Linked DNA regions of Homo sapiens: region 2 is linked to region 1. Evidence: read pairs that join two places in POLR2A ChIA-PET (ENCODE). Cell type or tissue: PC-9. All regions are shown on one strand. Each heading gives the region's core, and the rest is flanking DNA. Links, peaks and the distances in the headings are about the cores only.

Region 1 (9,283 bases), core at 1,710-5,709:
GTGTGGTCACTCAGCCCTGAGCTCAGAAGTGCCGGGGCTCAGAGGACACCCTGCTGTTGCCACCGGGCACCCTTCACCATCTCTGAACAAGGCCTGGGATTTCTCTGTGACCTAGGCCCCCACAGGGTACAGTGGTCCTGACCCTACATCCATGTACAGGGAATGCTGACCGCGGCAGCTCCGTGTTCACAGCCCTGGACACACAGAAATGACTGTGATGTGGCCCTGACCTCAGTAGTGTAGAAGGAACCCACTGAAGGAGACCGAGGTGGGGAACCTACAGGGCCTAATGGAAACCCCAGCTGGGTGGGTGGCGGCCATGCAGCTGGGAGTGAGTGTGAGGGTGCCTGGGGATGGAGACGGTGCCGGGGATGGAGACAGACACGGTCTCCATGAGAAAGCTGGGCTTAATCCTGACAGAGGGAGGCGGCCTGGAGGCCATACAGGGAAGAGGGGCTCAGGAGGTTTGGAAACAGGATTTCAGGACTGCCTGCGCTGCAGGTGGGTGCTGGCCACTGGTCTAGCCTGATCTGGCACCCTGGTGGTGCATGCCATTGGAGGGGCTCCCTGTATCTGTACTGTGGGGCCTTCCTGTCACAGGGTGGGCTCACAGGTCCTGCCCATCCCTGCATGGGATGTGGGTGAGCTTTGCTCTGAGGAGGCCGACGTGAGCCTCCTGATCAGCCGGACACAAAGTGGGCAGAGGGGCACCGAGCCCCCGGAGGCTCTGGGAGTGGGAAACCACCGATCTGTATGAGCTCAGGTGCCTCCTGGGACAGCCTGGAGGACAGTGGCTGTGAGGGGCTGTCACTGCAGCTCATGGTAGGCAGCCCACCTTCCCATTCAGAAAGGCTTTCCAGAAGGGGACGGCTGTGGATGAACAGGCAGCGTCCTCCTGTCCTGTTTCCATGCCTCTGACCACCCTCTACCTCTTCCCCTCGTCCCCTAAGCAGGCGTCCCTGTGAAGCGGCTACACAACCAGAGCGGGGCTCTAGGGGAGGGTCCTGGCACCTCTTCCAGCACCCAGTGGCTCCCGGTTTCCCTGGTTTGTGGCCTCTCTGCTCCCGTCTCTGCCTCTGTCTTCATGCGGCCTCCCTACTGTGTCTGTCTCTGTCTCATTCTCCTTTCTTTTATGAAAACACAGCCATTGGATTTAGGGTCCACCTTAAATCTAGATGATCACGCCTCCAGATCCTTAACTTAATTACATCTGCAGAAACCAAATAAGGTCACATTGTTAGGTACCAGAGATTAGGGTGTGGCTGTGCCATTTGCGGGGGATCACTCCATAACCCACCATGCAGCCCTAAGCTGTGTGACCGGCAGCAAGTCCCTGTCCTTCTTGGGGCCTCTGATCCCTCGCATGTGAGCATGAGCCCCCCTCAGAGGGACACATAAGGGATCAAGTGAGTCCCACGTTCAGTGTGGTGCCTGTCATGTTGTCTAGGGGTCTCTGGGTTCTGCGAACCAGGAGGCAGAATTAGGAGCAAGAATTAGGACCAGATGGATGGGAGCTGACACTGTCCCAGTGTGACCAGGGAAACAGATCTCTCCAGGACCTCGACAGCATGCCCTGGGCAGAGGCCGGTTGTCATCACCCCGTAGGGCTCAGGCCTTCCCTGGCTTCCCAGAGGGAGGCAGGATGAGATCAGTTCCAAGGGTCCTTCCAGATCTCGCAGAAAGTGCCCTCGCTTTATTGCACCTCCATTCAAGCTGAAAGAGATGGCCAACCAAATTAGCCCAGGATTGAACAGAAATTGATTTTAATTTAAAGCCCTTTGAGTGCTTTCTCCTCTCAGATGAAAGAAGAGTAGGCTGAGATGTGTCTCCTGTTGCCCCATAACTGTATCTGAGCCAACTTTCAGCCCCACACTGTCTGCTCCAGATGAGGCAGCTTTTCTCATTGTCTCTGGGTGGTGACTGAGCTTTACCTCCAAACTGCAAAGGAATCTCATTCTTTTATTCCAGTCTGGTGCCATCGCACACACTCTGACACATATTCCCCTGCACTAAGAGATGAAGGTTGAACTGAGCCTTCCAGAACAGTGCAACGCAAGGGGCTGAAACAGGGGCCTGGGTCCACCATTCCCTAATCCAGGAGGAGCGACATCTGAGAGTCCCCAGCTCAGACACTTCCCTCCAGGGGAGCGGCCATCCCTGTGTGTGATGGACGGCGCAATCCCAAATGCACTGGCTGGGAGATTCTGGAGTCGGGAGCTCAGTGGCACCACCTTCGGAAGTTCAAGTTGAACACCTAGGAGACTTAGAGTTGGCACCGTGTTGGTGCCATGTGCTTAGCGTATGGCGCTGTGTGCTTAGGAGAGAGCCTGGGTCATGAGGATCCCCATGCCCCAGGGGCCCCTCTTTGGCCCTTAGCCCCAAATCCCATTAACCAGGCAGGTGAGGCCAGGGACATGTCTGTCCCTTCTGAGGCCCAAGCCCACTTGGTGTTCCTCATGGTGCGGCATGCAGGCAGATTGACCAAGATGGCTATTGAGGCTGGAGTCCCAAGCCCCTCACCCACGCAGGCTGGCCAAGAACCTGGAAGGAACCTCAGGCCCCACAAAACGTGAAACCATGGCTGCCCATCCTTCTTCCCCTAGTCCTTGAAATCCATCCCCTCCATCCATCCAGCCTGTGAATTTACCCCCAGGCCAAGGAGCATAGCTGCAGAGCAAGGGTCCCTCCTGCAGGGTCAGGCTCTGGAAGGTGACCAGAAACCCCAGAAACCCCACCCCTGCCTCCCCTCCCTAGCCATGACCGTAACTCCCACTGCACTGAGAAAATCAAGGGCCAGAAGCCCCTGCACCACCTCCCCCACTGCAGTAAAAGAGGGGTTCGCCCTTGCCCCCATCGCCCACCAGCACCCCCTTCACCCTGGTCACAGCCTTGCACCATGGGGCACCGCCTGCATCTCACCCCAGCCCTGCCCAGTTCCTCTGCCCTTGGCATTTTAGCTGCTCCAAGTGCCTCCTTTCTCAGAACCGTCCCCAGACCCTGCATCCCGCTAGCGATCTTCACCCTCTCCCGCTCCTGGTGGTCAAATCTTTAAAAGACCGCCTGTGTTTGCCATGCCTTCCTTCTGCCCTCTCAGTGACCAGGTCTCCAGGAGGGTCTTTCCTGAGCAGGTGCACGACACGCCTCTGAGGCCCCCCTGCAGCTCATGCTGCCTTTATCCTTGTGTCAGAAGCTCTTTTCTCTGCTCCCAGACTGATTTTGGAAGGCTGACTTTTAGAAATGATGATGCTATTTGATCCAAGGGTTTCAACAGATCATCTTAAGCCTGGAGCCTAGAATAATAAAACTCTAGACTTGAGGGACCTGCAGAAATCATGTGGCCCCAAATGCTGATGACACTGTGCAAAGTGTCATGAGGGCATGAAGGTGGTTTTCATTATGAAAGCTCAAACCGGTGCCCAGAAAGGGGAAGCAACTTACCCAAAGACGCACATTGGCTTAGCTGAGCTGGGACTGGGCACCACAGTCCTGATCCCTGGCTCCACCCTGTCCTGAGATCGCTCTTGTGTCACCAAATTTCTGCCTCTTTCCGCGACAGCGCTCCACTTTCTCGTCCTTACAGCTTCCGTAGAAGCAAGACGAGCAGTTTTCGTTGCTGAATTTTGAACATAATAAAAAGAAAAGTGCTTTCAAGGACATTGAGTCTCTTCAGTTGGTGACTCCCGCAGCCTGTGATGAAAGCGCCTTGCTTTCTGCCCAGGGAGGTGCCTGTGCATACCTGGAATTGTACACATTCCTTTGGATCATGTGTCTGAGCAAGTTTCCTCCTGAGATCAAAGCTGGCGAGGTGGACAGGCCCCTTTGAAGCTTTACGGGGGTTTTCAGAGAGGCAGGTCCTGGCAGCCACAGAGTTTTTGCTCCCAAGGAAGAAAGAGGTTGGAAAGTGGAGCCCCAACACCCCTGTGGAGGGCTGTTACCTGTAGAAATAGTTTTTCTCCATGGGAGCGCTTGCTGGCCATGCCTGGCATGGCTGCACTCAGGGGGCACGTGTGATTTCTGCCTGTCTACCATTCATTCCCTTTCTTAGGGAAAGGCTCTCTGTGTTTGCTCTGAAAATGACCCTCTCCCCAGTCCAGCAGCCCTGGCCACAGACACATGACCCAGTCGGGCCAATCAGCACCGCCCAGCTCGGGAGACAGGGACTGGATGGGCACATGACCCAGGCGGGCCACTCTGATTCCTGAGAGTCTTGGAAGGTTATTGAAAATAGAGAGTTGCTCTATGCCTGGAGCTTCTTATGGCCATCATGTCTACCTGGAGAGACAGCGTGCCCAAGAATGAAGCTACCCAAGGGGAAGCAGAGCAGAGATAGACAGGCAGATGGAGACAGCCTCTTTGGAGACCCTCCATGAGCTGCTCCACCCTCGGAGCAACAGTGAGCAGTGGGATCCTCCATGTGCTGCTCCACCATCAGGGGCGACAGTGAGCAGCAGGATCTTCCACGTCCTGCTCCACCATTGCTGGTCACCGTTGCTCCAAGTCTAGCCCCTGTGGCAAATCCATGGCTCGGTGGTCAGGATTCATGCCTGTGCAAGTGACTAACATCTGTTTCAAAACTTACAATGTGACAGTTGACTAGTTTATGGAATCAGAAAATGTAAGGGGTAGATGGGTTTCAGGCACAGCTGGATCCAGGAGGTGAGTCTGTCATCAGATTGCTGTCTCACTGGCTCCCGATGGTGGAGCAGCACATGGGAGGTCCCACTGCTCACTGGTCCCCGATGGGGAGCAGCTCATGGAAGGTCTTGCTGCTCTGGGTGGCCAGGAGCCCCCTGTGCCAGGAGCCTGGTGCTCAGGAGAGCTGCACCAGGCCCCACAATGTCCATGGGTGATGTCCTGGTGCTGCAGGCAGCAGGTCAGGGCTTAGTGACCATACAAGTTCGGGGTGCCCAGAGGAAGGAAAACCCAGCTGCCAAAATGGGATTCCCCCACGAGAGCCTCCAGCCCAACTGCCGCCCCTCAGTGACCTCATGAATCGATGCAGCTGCAGGTCAGGGTGCGGATTTCCTGAGTGCTGCATGTGCGCAAAGACCACTCGGCCCGCATTGGACGGAGCGGTGTGGCCCCCTAAGATGCTGACCAGCCCCGGCCAATCATCTCCAGCCACAGCCACCCAGGGCAAGTATTTGTAGGCCCAGCTACTTCCTGTCACTCACGTGTGAGCACACACAGGATAGAGGGTGACGCGGGTGGTGCCGTCCACCCAGCTTCCCCGCAGGCTTCGTTCCCAGCTCACCCACCTCCACACGCGTGCACACACACGCACACACATAAACACACGCGTGTGCGCACACACACAACCACAAATATCGTGAGACCACGCAGCCCTGGGTTTGAGAACCAAAAAGCCAAGAAATGGTGCGTGGGCTCAGCAGAAATGACTGTCCTGGGGGCTGGAACGGACGATGTGGCGACATCATCAGCCGACCGTAAACACCAGGCTCACACTGGCCTATTTTAAAAACAAACGCAAGACAAACTCATCCCTTCCTTCCCGCTTTCCACCTCCCCTGTGAAATCTATTTTAAAAGATCAGAATTTTCTTTACATCCACCTCCGAAATGTGCTGCGGGAGATAAGTGGGGCATAAACACATGGGGGTGCCGGGGGCGGCGGAGAGCCAGGAGCGGGAAGGAGCCGAGGGATTCGCAGCCCGAAGTGGAGGCTGATTCCCCAAACCCTCAGCTTCACAGCAGCCTTGGCCCCTGCCAGGTGAACGTGAAGGAGCAGCCTTCCGGATTCCAGAGCTCCAGGCTCTCAGGGACCCTGAGGCCCTGACCGTCTCCTCACAGGCCTCCTCCAGGGGCTTGAGTCAGGAACCTGGAGCAGGGCTTGGGAGGTGGCCGGTCCCTGTGCCAACGGGTGGAGACCAGCGTGTGTGACACCACCATGCACTAGGCCCCAGCTGGCCTCCCCGACACTCTACAGAGCTCACCTGTTGGGTGACAGAGCACTGTGTCTGCTTTCCATATGGACAGGGAGCGCCCGATCCTACCAGGGACCCTCACTGTTGGGAACCCAAACCCCAGCTCAGCTGCAGTCCCACTCACCCCCACTGGGCAGCCCTCATGCCCTGGGTCAGGAAGATGCCCGCTCTGCCCAACTCACAGCGCCCTATACCATAAAGGAGGCACCAGGGTCCACACCGGCCTGGGGAGAGACAGCCCACAGCAGCTCCAGCTCAGAGACGGAGACGGCAGAGTGGTACCCTGCAGAGCAAGCCGCTCTATCTCCTTGTCCCTCCACTTGAGAGGTTCATCGGGGTCCCCTATCTGGTCCAGAGAGGGTGGCCCCTGTGCAGTGCAGTGCCCCATCTCATCCAGTGGAAGCTGGAACGGAACTTGGGGGCTGGACAGTGTGGCCGGTACCCTCCCTCACCCTGGCTAGCTAGACTGGGGGTCCGCCTAGGCCATGGAAACAGCTCCAGCCAAGTTCCACTTGGAGCTCGCAGGTCAAAGGGCTGACACCCTCACCCAAGGGCGCCCTAAGAGCCCCTGGGAGCCCCTGCTGCTCTTCCCCGAGGGAGCCCACCCATCCTCACAGACCTGCTCCCCTAGGCTGATCGCCGGCTGACTGTGTGTCCCTGAGAGCTCTGGGAGGCGGCTGAGTGTGTGTGGGTTCACTCTCCTGCCCGAGCCCTGCAGCACAGACCACCCTGCCCTGGGTCTGGTTCAGGGTCCTAGGGCTCTTCAGCCCAGCACTCCCAGGGAGCCCCACCTTTGAGGCCCCATGGAGCTGGATGTGGAGTACAGGGGTCCCCACCGCCCTCACAGCCTGAGGCCCTGAGGGAGAATGGAAGGGGCAGGCCTAGTGAGCCCTTCCCCAGCCAGGCTTTTGTTTCCCCCACGAGCAAGAGGAGGCGGGGAGCGGGCAAACTCCACTCATGCTCTTGACCGCTCGGCCAGGCATCGTTCTTCTCAAGGCCAAGGGCAGACAGCAGCCTGGCCCAGGCCCATGCCAGGGCCCTTCTGGGAAAGGGAGACACAGTCTATTTTTGCTCTCTGACAACACAACAGAAACAGCCGCTGTGACTTATCTCCACTGCTGAAGGACTGAGGCAGCCACACAGCTGGCTCTGCGCCCTGGGGCTGCGCAGCCCCCTACCTCAGCCCCAGCTTGAGATAAGAGTGGCGTCAGGGAGGGGCTTCAACCAGGCCAAGAATACCCCCCACCTCTCACCTCTCTGTGGTCTGCACGCCTGAGTCTGCCCCTCCCACAATTCCTCCAGGACCCCTCTAGGACTTCCTGGCCTGAGCTGGACATCCCATGGGAAGTTTTTCGCAGCCCAGCTAGGATCTCACTTCTTTGTGCAACGTCACCTACTCCGAGGCCCAGAGCCCTTGGAGGCACCCTCCCATGTCAGAGGCCAGGAGCCTGGATTTCCGGAAACCCCAGGCTGTTGCCCCTCCTGCTGGAGGAGCTGCACGTCTTTCCTCTGAGGCCTGAGTGGAAGTGAATTTGCCAGATAATTTTAGCACAGAAATGAGCACTCAGAGGAGGGGCAGAGCTTAGAAAGGTCAACAAGGACGAAGAGAATGCCCATGAGGGGTGCTGTGGCCTGCAGGGCCAGCCCTGGCCTCCTGTGACCAGCAGTGACCCAGGCAGCCATCCCCACACTGCTCACCGCACACTAGGCTTGTTGGAAACCTCGGAGCCCCAGCAGAAGGCAGGTGGCCTGCCACACCGCTACGACATTGTCCCCTTTCTCACATGGCAGCCTGGAGTAGGTGCACCTTGCCAGGCTGGGCGTAGCTGGGAAGGCCACATGGCCACCTGGGATGACCCTGGGTGACGTCCCAGAGAGGTGATCTGCAGGCCTCAGCTGTCAATTCCCTGCCTGGAGGGTCATCAGGCTGGTTCCTGATTCCAAGGACTGAGCCCACATGATACAGCTGAGCTCTCCCCACCAAGGCCCATGCTGGGGGTCACAGAGCCCTCTGGAGGAGTAACTGTGACCATGTCTGGGCACTGTGGAGCCAGCTGCCTGGAGATGAATTCCTGCAAAGAGTTTGCCTGCAAGGGCTCCCTCTGCTCATCACAGTGAAGCCTGACCTGGGATTGTCTCTGGGCACCTCCTCCTTTTGTCTTCTTTTGATCAAAGTGTGGCCAGTGGTGGCCTGCAGCTTCCGCCTAATAAATCAGGGTGCTGGGCACAATAGGCTCTTCACGTCAGGTGTCGTTCAAGACCCCATTAAACAGGAAGATGGCCCAGGGTCTGTGTGGTATTTTTCACCGCTGTGAACGTGAATGTGGAGAGGCAGAGTGAAGGGTCCTTTTGAACTTTGTGGAAGAGGCAGCTCCCTCTCTGTTCTCCAAAGCTTCCTTGGGGTGAGTTACATAAACGGCAGCAAATCCAGACCCTGGATTGGGCACTGAGCACCTGCTAACATGATTCCGTGGAGTATGTCTATGGTGCTGTGACCCGCATGAAAATCCCAGTAGGCCTTGTGTGACTGGATCAAGTTACAAGACTGTGGACATACAGGTGACCTCGTTATTACCACTTGTTTGGAAGGAAATTTTACATAGGACAGAATGCACACATGCTCAAAGGCACAATCTGATGAGTCTTGGTAACTTTATATCCCCAGGGCCAGCAGCACAATCAAGACAGAGCATTTCCAGGGCTCCATAAAGTTCTCTCCTGCCCAATTCCAGTCAAATTCCAGTCAATCTCCACCCCTACACCCAAAACTTTTCCTAATTTCTGTCAGCATCTATGAGTTTTGCCTTTTCTTGGACTTCATATAAATAGAATTACATAGAGAGGATTGTTTTCTGTTTGGCTGCTTTTGAGGTAGGAGTTGGGACTTGACTCTGGAAGTGGCACTTGAGCTGTGTACCAGATTGAAGACTGGATGAAACAGGGAAGAGGCAAAAGCACCTTTCTATAAGACAGGCCCACCAGTGCCATGTCACTTTACCATTGTCATGGCAACAACCAGAAGTCATCACCTCTTTCCATGGTGATGACCTGACAACCTGGAAGTCACCAGCCTTTTTCTAGAAATTTCCGCATAATCCACCGTTAATTTGCATGTAAATAAAAGTGAGTATAAATATGATGGCAGAACTGCCCCTGAGCTACTACTCTGGGCACACTGCCTGTTGGGCTAGCCCTGCTTTGAAAGGAGCAGCACATCTGCTACTGCCTTGCACCGCCGCTTCAGTAACATTTGCTGTCTAACACCACTGGCTCACCCTTGAATTCTTTCCTGGGCAAAGCCAAGAACACTCTCAGGCTAAGCCCCAATTTTGTAGCTCA
Region 2 (9,283 bases), core at 1,990-5,989, 160 kb after region 1:
GTATACAAGGTGTGTGTTTTCGTTAAGGAAAAAAGAGTAATTTTGTCTTAAAGCAAGATAGATTGTTTCAGAATGAAAAAGAAGAAAAAGAGTGAGACAAAAACTGAACAGATATAGAAAGTTGTAGAAGGCCGGCAAAAGAGGAATGTTAGGTGTGGTCAAACTACTAATATTAGATAGTTTTTATTCATAAGATCTTTTTTAAAAAAATAAGTTCAGGGCCAGGCGCGGTGGCTCACGCCTGTAATCCCAGCACTTTGGGAGGCCGAGGCGGGTGGATCACGAGGTCAGGAGATCGAGACCATCCTGGCTAACACAGTGAAACCCCGTCTCTACTAAAAATACAAAAAATTAGCCGGGCGAGGTGGCGGGTGCCTGTAGTCCCAGCTGCTGGGGAGGCTGAGGCAGGAGAATGGCGTGAACCCGGGAGGCGGAGCCTGCAGTGAGCCCAGATCGCGCCACTGCACTCCAGCCTGGGCGACAGTGAGACTCCGTCTCAAAAAAAAAATAAAAAATAAAAAAATAAGCTCAGTAATGTACGGTCCAAAGTAAGAATTAGGTTTCCCCTCTGCTAAAAGGACAAAGCTTTCTTGGACTATTGTTCTGCTTTTGATTATGAAGATATTTTTTGCTTTACTTTTAAGCAACAGGCCCAGGAAACAAAGATGTGTTTTATCAGGATAATTTCTCATGCTGCATGTTGCCTTTCATAAAGTCTTTTATCATTTAAGAAAAGTGAGACTTTTCAATATTAAAAGAGCTGTTTTTTTATGCCTATGTAAGTTTCTATATTTGCCTTTAAAACCTTTTGTATTGGTATTATTTCACAATGACCTGTAATCTTACTTAATTAAGTGTTTTAACCCTTTGGGCATTTTTGACAACTTCCCAAATTCAAATTCTAAATTAAGTCTTTTTTACCTCAGATTAACTTTGTGAGTTTCTCTGGGCTTCTTCTTTGTGAAGGATGTCTGGACTATATCAAAAGCATTTATTTTCTCTCTTAATAAAAAGAGATGTTAAATTAACTAGGCTTATCTAATACATTAAATGTCATGGGAGGCATTGCCAAATAATGAGTGATAGGTACTACACCTTTTTAAAGTTATATTTATTATTGATCTGACTATTCCAGAAATTATTTGAAATTCCTAGAAATATGATATATCCTAGTATGTTATCATCCATAATTCTAATTATGTTGAAATGTTATATATCACCAAAACAACCAAATTTCTCGTCAGTTGCATGATACAAAACTGCAAGAGCTTCATGAAAAAGACTGACAAGTACAGGTTTCTGGTAACCTTAAGCTCACACTCTCACAGGAGGGTAAGATTTTCCAGAACAGTCATGAAAAATTGATAGATTCATAAAACGACTAACCCAATATCCAACAAAACATGGAACTAAATTAGCTGATGACAATAATTATAATTTGTATCACCTTTTGTTAGAAACATTGTTGGTTCTCTAATGTCTTATTTTTCAGATTTTCGAAATCCTTTTTCTCTTAAGCTACCTATAACTTGTAGAAATTTAATAAAATATATTTTGTAAACAAAAAAAAATGGAACATTTATATTTTTCTCCCTATCTGATTGCTCCAGAATTTGGGAACTCTTATTAAATATTCTTATTTTCAGAGCAATACCAGTATTTGCATAAGTTCAATAGGGATCTGTTCTCCTTGTAACAGGGCACAATTGGACAAGTCCTTGGCTTGGCTTCTTAGCCTAGAGAGGTTTTTAAAGGTCTAATCTGAGATTTCTCATTACTAAATAATTCTTTAAAATGAAGGTTGAGTGATACAAAATCCATAAAGCCCCTTAGATATTACCAAAGCTCTGACTAAAATATGATATTTTTGAATATACATAGAATTACTATTCTTGTTGTACTTATATAAACAGTCAGGTCAAGCTTAATGAAATGACTTATTTTTAAAAATTGGCCAGCCTTGTTGCCTCATGCCTGTAATCCCAGCACTTTGGGAAGCCAAGGTGGGAGGGTTTGAAACAGCCTAGATAGGCCCCATCTCAATAAGAAATTTAAAAATTAACCGGGCATGGTGGTATGCACCTGTGGTCCCAGCTACTTGGGAAGCTGAGGGAGGAGAACTGCTTGAGCTCAGGTGTTGGAGGCTGCAGTGAACTATGTTTGCACCACTGCACTATAGCCTGGGTGACACAGAAAGACCCTGTTTTTTAAATATATATATATTATTTTTGACTATAAAAGATTGTATTTCAATAGGAAAGTGTAGTGCACCCATTATCAAATTCTAGTCCTGTTTATTTTCTTTGAGATTTTGTTATCCATCTATAAACTGGATTGAATCCTGAATTCTTCTACTTACACAAGAAAATAGAACTTCCCTTTTCGCATGCCCCGAGGCTGAAACTGGATGACTTCAAACTTCAGAAAAATCACTACAAGAGACCACGTATGGACAACCTTGAGGCCTGCTGCTCTACAGGTCACTTAGAGAGTTCACCCAAACACCCCATGACCTCATCAGAGACAGTCACACTGCCAACCAGGAAAATCCATCAGGACTGCAACTACCATCCCTCACTCCACCATCTAGAGATGTTTTTAGCTCTAGAAACGTAGAAATCTTCTCAACTAGCTGTCCTCTGCACTCAAAAAACTACAATCATATTTCAGTTCAAATATTAACCATTGATTTTCTTTTGTTTTCATAGGACAGCTAAATGAACAATTTAGCCTCAATCATACTACAAAATAAAAGTTATTGATATCTTAACAGCTGAACAAGAATGAGCTTGTTCTCTTATAGATTTAAAAAAATGTTTTTTCTATCTTAATAAATTAGAAATTGTTGCCAAAACTTAAAGGCTTTGGAGAGACAAACACTAGTCTCACCAGACGGGTGCTGCCTCCTCCACTGATTGATTTCATTGGTTAAATCTGGCTTCTGGGAATCTCTGCCCCAGGAAAATGTTCATTCCTGGCTGTGACTCTCCTTACAGTCATTGTATTCACCTCCCAAGTGCATGGTATCCTCTCAAGTGTTTTTTTTTTTAATTATACTTTAAGTTTTAGGGTACATGTGCACAATGTGCAGGTTTGTTACATATGTATACATGTGCCATGTTGTTGTGCTGCACCCATTAACACGTCATTTAGCATTAGGTATATCTCCTAATGCTATCCTTCCCCACTCCCCCCACCCACAAATGCTTTCCAGCAGCCACTCATGCATGGAAAGATTGCCATCAGAATTAGACAACTCAGAGAGTTCCACAACTCAGCAACTCAAAGTCACAATGACTGTGTAATTTTGTATAGCAATGACTGTAAGACCTTATATCTCAATGCAAGTATTGAGATGATACAGGGACTACATCCATAGTGGTAACCTAGAGTAATGCTATGCTGTTTGGTCCCGGTCTCAGCTTGCTGAGAGGGTGCCCAAAAGTTGGGGGGGCATTGTTAAAGTAACTGTTACAGAGGCTAGGCCTGAAGAGTCCCTGAGTAGACAAAGCCAGTTAGGCCTCATAAGTGCAAACTGCTTCATTTGCAGACATAAGTGAAACTTACTGTGAACCTTTTCATGTAAATACCTACATTAAAGAAAAACAAAACTTAAGCTCCACCAATCAGAAGTAGCCAACAAACTTATAATTCTATAACTAGGGACTTTGCAACAGGATGGACCCAACAAGGCACTTGCACAACTGTGAACAATCAGATATTTTATTTGTGTTACTTCTGTATTCATTCTGTAAAAACCTCCCTCTTGTTTTCTCTTGATGGAGCTCCTAAATCATTTCTGGTTTTAAGCTGAGTCATGAGTTGTCTCCTCAAATAAACCTCTTTTAAAAATTTTATGGTTCCTCAGTTTACCTTTTGATGGCTCTACATCATCTCCCTCAAGCTGGGACCCCACTGACATCCCTAGCCATCCATCTAGGACCCTCAGGTGGAGGGTTGGCTGGTGCCCCTGCAGGATGTAAGGGATGCTGCCTGCCCCCCGGGTGGCACAGCACTGGGCCCTCCATGGCCAGCCCTGGAAGGAAGGCCAACCCCATGCCTCCCACTCATACAGTTTCCCCACTCCATCCTCCATGGAATCCAGTGGAGGTGAGGCTTCAGAAAAAGCTTGGAATGACAACTGGGAGATAAACACAGAGTGGAGGGCAAAACCATGCTGTCTGGGGGCCGCAGGAAAAACATGCTCATCTTCAACAGGGTTCTCTGCCCCTGCACACCCCTAGAGCATACCCATATAGGAAAGAATTTAACTTTGTCCAGAAATCAGTGTGGCATTGGCCCCTGATTCCTAGGAGGTGACACTCACCCTGGAATGTCATGCCTGATAGGACTGTCTTTGTTGGCCTGGGGACCTGAGACCATGCCGCATGATCACAATGTGCTTTGCAGAGTGTGGGCGGGCAGTATCTGGATCAGGTGATACCAGTTGGCCTTGGGAGGGGACAGAGACTGAGATAACCACACAGACAATCAATCAGTGGTGCCTGTGAATTGGAGCCCCAATAAAAACTCTGACCACAGAGGCTCAGGTGAGCATCCCCAGTTGGCTACGCTCCAGGTGTGCTGTCCCACAGAGATGCCGGGAGAGTGACACTGTCCTGACGCCACGGGGAGAGGACACAGGAGTCTTGAGTTTGGTGCATCCCCAGATCCCACCTCTGTGGTTCTTCCTTTGGCTGACTTCATCCCTGATCCTTTCCCTATGAAAAACCATAGCCTTGTATACGACAGCTTCTGTGAGTCCTGTGGGTTTTCTGGCAAGCTGCTAAGCCTTGAAAGTGGGGTCTTGGGGCCCCTGAACATACCACTACAGTCAGAAGCAAGGGCAGTCTGGTGTGGACTGCGCTCTCCCACTTGTGCCCGGAAAACTCTGGGCAAGCCTGGCCCCGACCCCCACCTCCCAGAGCACCTGAGCCCCACGAGGAGGCTGGTCCTCCTGGTGCCCAGGGAACTGCAGACATAGGGGCAGCTGGAGACCCACCCCAGCTCCTCTCCACACCCACGAGTGCACTCCCAGGTAGGGAGTGGGGTCTGCACACATCTAAGTGAGCCTCAGCCATCGGCCCTCAGGACCCAGCTTCCTGGGTCCTGCATGGCTCATGTCCTAGGACCATACTGTGGTCACACTGGGGGGCCTAGCCTAAGCCCCCCCCCATGCCAGTGGCCAAGCTTGTCTTCAGGGCCATCTGCACAGACCTCAAATTTCAAGCAGAATCAAAGCCTTTTCAGAGTTTAGGCAAAAATCTTGTGATTTTTTTTTTTTCCAAATAGTTTGGGCTTGGCAGGTCCCATGTTGCACTTTGCCAAGCTCTCCTCCCTCCTATAATTTAAAGAAGAAAAAAGCACAAATTCAAAACCACTGTGCATTCCGGAGGAGACGTGGTCTGCAGGCTGCTGACTCTGCCACAGGCATCAGAGCATCTGCACCATGTCCACACAGCCTCACCCAGCCTCTTCCTGAGTCCTGCAAATTTTCATTTTACATTTTATTTCATTTTGCAATCTGACAATGAGGCAGAATCTCTGCAGGGAGTTAGAGCCAGCCTGGCCCAGGCCACAGATGGCCAAGTGAGGCCCGTGGAGACCCCCAGCTCCCAGACCATTAAGGCCAGTATCTGAGAGCCATAGCCAGGCCAAGCCCCAGCTGGTGGCAGAGGAGCCGGGCAGCCTGCAAGGGGCTCCTGGTCCCAAGGAAGCTTGATGGGGGGGCCATGGACTGAACCCTGCCCCCACCCCACAAGTCCGTTTCAGAGACTGCACACTGCTCAGGCACCCAGAAGACCCTTTCCTGACCCCCTCAGTGGGCCAGGGGCAGACATAGGCAAGCAGACACCACCCACAGTGCCCGAAGGCTCAGCACCCTTGGCACACATTGGGAGGGTCTGGTCCACTTCAGAGTGGGGGGCTGGGGGCATGGAGAAGACCTAGAAAGGCACGGCTGATACTTTGGCCCGAGGCTTGCCTTATGGGAGTACCCGGGAGAATGGGAGGGCTGAGGGATGAAGAATGGAAGGACGACCTCCTGGGCAAGCAAACGGCCCCAAAACCAGAGTTGTGGGCAAGTCCTAGGCTGTGGGACCCCAGAGGGACCGGGAATCTGGTCTGGGCCCTCAGGATAGGCAGGCAGGGTCCTGGGGCTGCTGCCCACTATCCTATCCCCTCAGCACAAATGGCCTGGCTCCTCCGGTTCCTCTGGTGTGCGTGCCCCGACATTAGGGGCTTCCTCGGCCCACAGGGAAGGACAGTCAGGTCCTCACAGGGCCCCACGCCCTCTGCAGATGGGAACCACCCCCACAGTAGCCACTCAGCCACATGCCCATGTGGAATGACAAGGCCATCAATCCTGTTCCCCAGGGCTGGAAGCCACGTGTTGACAATTTTGAGCAGTGGGTTTAGCTCGGTTTCGGAAAGGATAAGAAAATTAGAGGATGGGTGTCTTTGCTTCCAAGAGTGTCCCATTCTGCGGATCTGCCCAGGAACACAGCAGTGGTGCCAGAGGCCTGCCAGGGACACTAGGCCCACAAAAGGCCCAAACTAGCATCCAGGCCTCATGTGAGGTGGCAGCCTCCACCCCAAAACCCCCAGCCCTCAGGCAGCACTCACTTGTGCATTTCCAGCTCAATCTTCCAAATTACCAACTTTAAAGAGATATTGCAGGAGGAACACCCAGGACCCTGGAAGGCAGCTGCTGGGCCTGGATGCAGAGAGTGGTGATTCCTCCCAACTGGGATGCACAAGACCAGGATGCCCCAGGGTCAGGGAGGAAGCCAGCTTTACAAGTATGCTTTTCATGACATAACTCACGGGTGTGGGTGCCTTCTCCCCAAGCAGATGAAGGGTGTAGAATCCCATCAGAAGCACCCCTGTCCATTTCCAGGTCCCCCTGGACAGGTGTGGCCAGCAGGCAGGAAGGCACAGTCAGCAAGCACAAGCAACACTGATGCGGGGACACTGAGCAGGCTACAAGGATCCCAGAGGGGGGATGGAGCAGGCCCTGGCTCCCCAGGGCCCATGCCAGGCCATGGGACATGCAGCCCCAGGAGAAGCTGGCCAGGGCAACCCAGGCCTGACAAGTGTCCTCGTGCCACACAGGCCAGGAAAGCCACTGCTCACGCCTCATCAGAACAGCAGCCAGTGCAAGGCAGAGACAGCATCACCTGTGCTCTGGCCTTGCTGCCACAGGAGTGCTCTGAGCCCAAGGAGACCCCCACAGCAGGAGAGCCCTGCAAGACCATGGAAACAGACAGGGCTTAGGGCCCAGCCTCAACAAATCACATCCAGGATGGCATTGCAAATGCTTCCATTGCAGGTAGGGTTTAGTCCTGGAATGCAAGGATGGGTTAATAGCAGTAATTCTAGATGCATAACTCACTACACCAAGAACTGAGTTGAGGAAAATGATACGATCATGGAAACAGATGTTGAAAAAATTCCATATCCTTCCCTACTAGGACTTTAAAAAGAAACCTTGTAGCAAGGAAAGAATAGGAAACAACTTCCCCAACTTGATAACAGTTTGTTCTAGAAGCCTTTAGTCAATATTGTAATTAATGATAAAACTTTCAAAGCATTAGTCTTAAGGTCAGGAGAAAACATGAGTGTTTTCATCATTACCAATTTTATCTTTACTATTATACTAGAGATCCTAATAAGGATAGTAATGCATTTATTAAAAAAAGAAATGAAAGGCATAAATACCTGGAAATTAAAAGATTAAGTCATCACTACTTTCAGATGCTATGATTGTCTACCTAGAAATCAGAAGGCAGCCAACTGAAAAAGTATTAGAAGTAAGGAAACAATTTAGCAAAGCTGTGACTTGAAAGATCAATGGAGCCAATGACTTCCCTAAACACAGCAATTACCAATGAAAACGTATGCTCAGAAATACTGCTCACAATAGACAAAGCCTTAAAACAACTAAGAATAAACCCCAAAATATAAAAAGGGCTAGATGATGAAAAACGTGAGACTTTACTGCAAAGCAATTTTTTAAATTGAATAAAGGGAGAATTTGAAATACCTAGAATACCTGGATGTCTGAGAAAATATCAATTCTCCCAGAACTAATCTATGAGCTCCAGACAATTCTCATCCATTATTTATGGATCTTGACGGATGAATCCAATGTTCATCTGGGGGAGACACTGGAAAGAATAGCAAGAAATTTTGAATAAGAAGAAATGTACATCCTACAAAACTACATTATTCAAAACAGTGTGGCCTTAGCCCAGCAATATGCAAAAAAGATCCAGGGTGAGTCTAGAAACAGGCCAGTGTATGCTGGAATGAGTATTTACTGGCATTTCACATAAGTGAACAGGGGAAGGAGGAAATATTTGCAACACAGATTCCAGGCAAAGAGCCTAATCTTTAATCCATAAAGACCTCCTCAAAAATCAATACCAAAAAAAAACAACAAAGGTGAAAAATGGCAATGGACTTGAATAGACAGGCCATAAGAAAACCTGACAGTGGCTGGTAAATGCATGAAAAAATGTTCAGTTTCCCAGGGAGCAGGGAGTACAAACGGAAACACTCCCGGATCTCACCCCTCGAGCCTCAGGTCAGCAACATCGAGAGGTGTGATGACCCCTGCTTTGACAAGGGCATGAGTCACCAGGGACTGTGCCTGACTTTGTCTTTTTGAAGGACATTAGGCCACCTCTTTAAAATACTGAAATGTGCACCCTGTAACTCAGCAGATGTGTTTCTCATCATCTGTTCTATAGAAGCCACCGCTGCCATTTTAATATCACTTTGTTTGAAATAAAAACACTCTTGAGCTGAGGCATGGTAAAACAGAGGCTGCAGCCCTTTTCTGGAATAGTGACAATGGGTTGGAACAGAGGTGTGGGCGGAGCTTTAGGCCCTGATGTGGAGAGGCCACCAAGGCTCGCTCAGGGTTCAGTTAGAAAAACAATGCCGCACACAATGGGCATCAGATGCTTGAACAGGGCCATTTACGAACCAGAGAAAGTTCTAGAAAGATGCGCCCACAGTGGCTCACCCTGATCACTCTGGGTGAGGGTGTGAATGGGAACCCTCTTTTTTCTTTTTCATATATTTCAGAATGTGATGTGTTCTATTTTAACCACTACTAGAGATTTTTCAAGCTTTTCAAAAGCTTCCAGTTCTGGTTGTTGGTCCCAAAAACTGGATCCTGTGGGACAACACGGTCTTCAGCTGATCTAGCCCTGCCTCCAACCAGCGACAGTCCCTGGCACCTGCGTCTCTGCTGCTAACCCTCCTGATGAGTGCG

What was found. Peaks named below come from ENCODE experiments on the same cell type or tissue, not always from the same donor. Only the 100,000 strongest peaks of a DNase experiment are listed, where the experiment ranks them.
Region 2: POLR2A ChIA-PET joins it to region 1 with 5 read pairs; 2 of 35 experiments call an interaction of 5 or more read pairs at or near these places.

What each region holds. Positions count from the first base shown.
Region 1 is chr2:240,252,366-240,261,648 of GRCh38, forward strand. It overlaps LOC105373968 (a long non-coding RNA gene), which reads right to left and starts at 4,088. Exons shown (of 2, transcript XR_924057.3): 1 at 3,737-4,088; 2 at 1-3,613. RefSeq lists enhancers at 3,967-4,261, 5,575-8,373. In PC-9, for the core only: no CTCF peak of the experiment used is centred there; a DNase peak (open chromatin) is centred at 3,746; H3K4me3 peaks cover 1,153 bases; H3K27ac peaks cover 1,661 bases.
Region 2 is chr2:240,414,525-240,423,807 of GRCh38, forward strand. No RefSeq gene overlaps it. Among named protein-coding and RNA genes, the nearest start is that of GPC1, 16 kb to the right of the region's middle. In PC-9, for the core only: no CTCF peak of the experiment used is centred there; no DNase peak of the experiment used is centred there.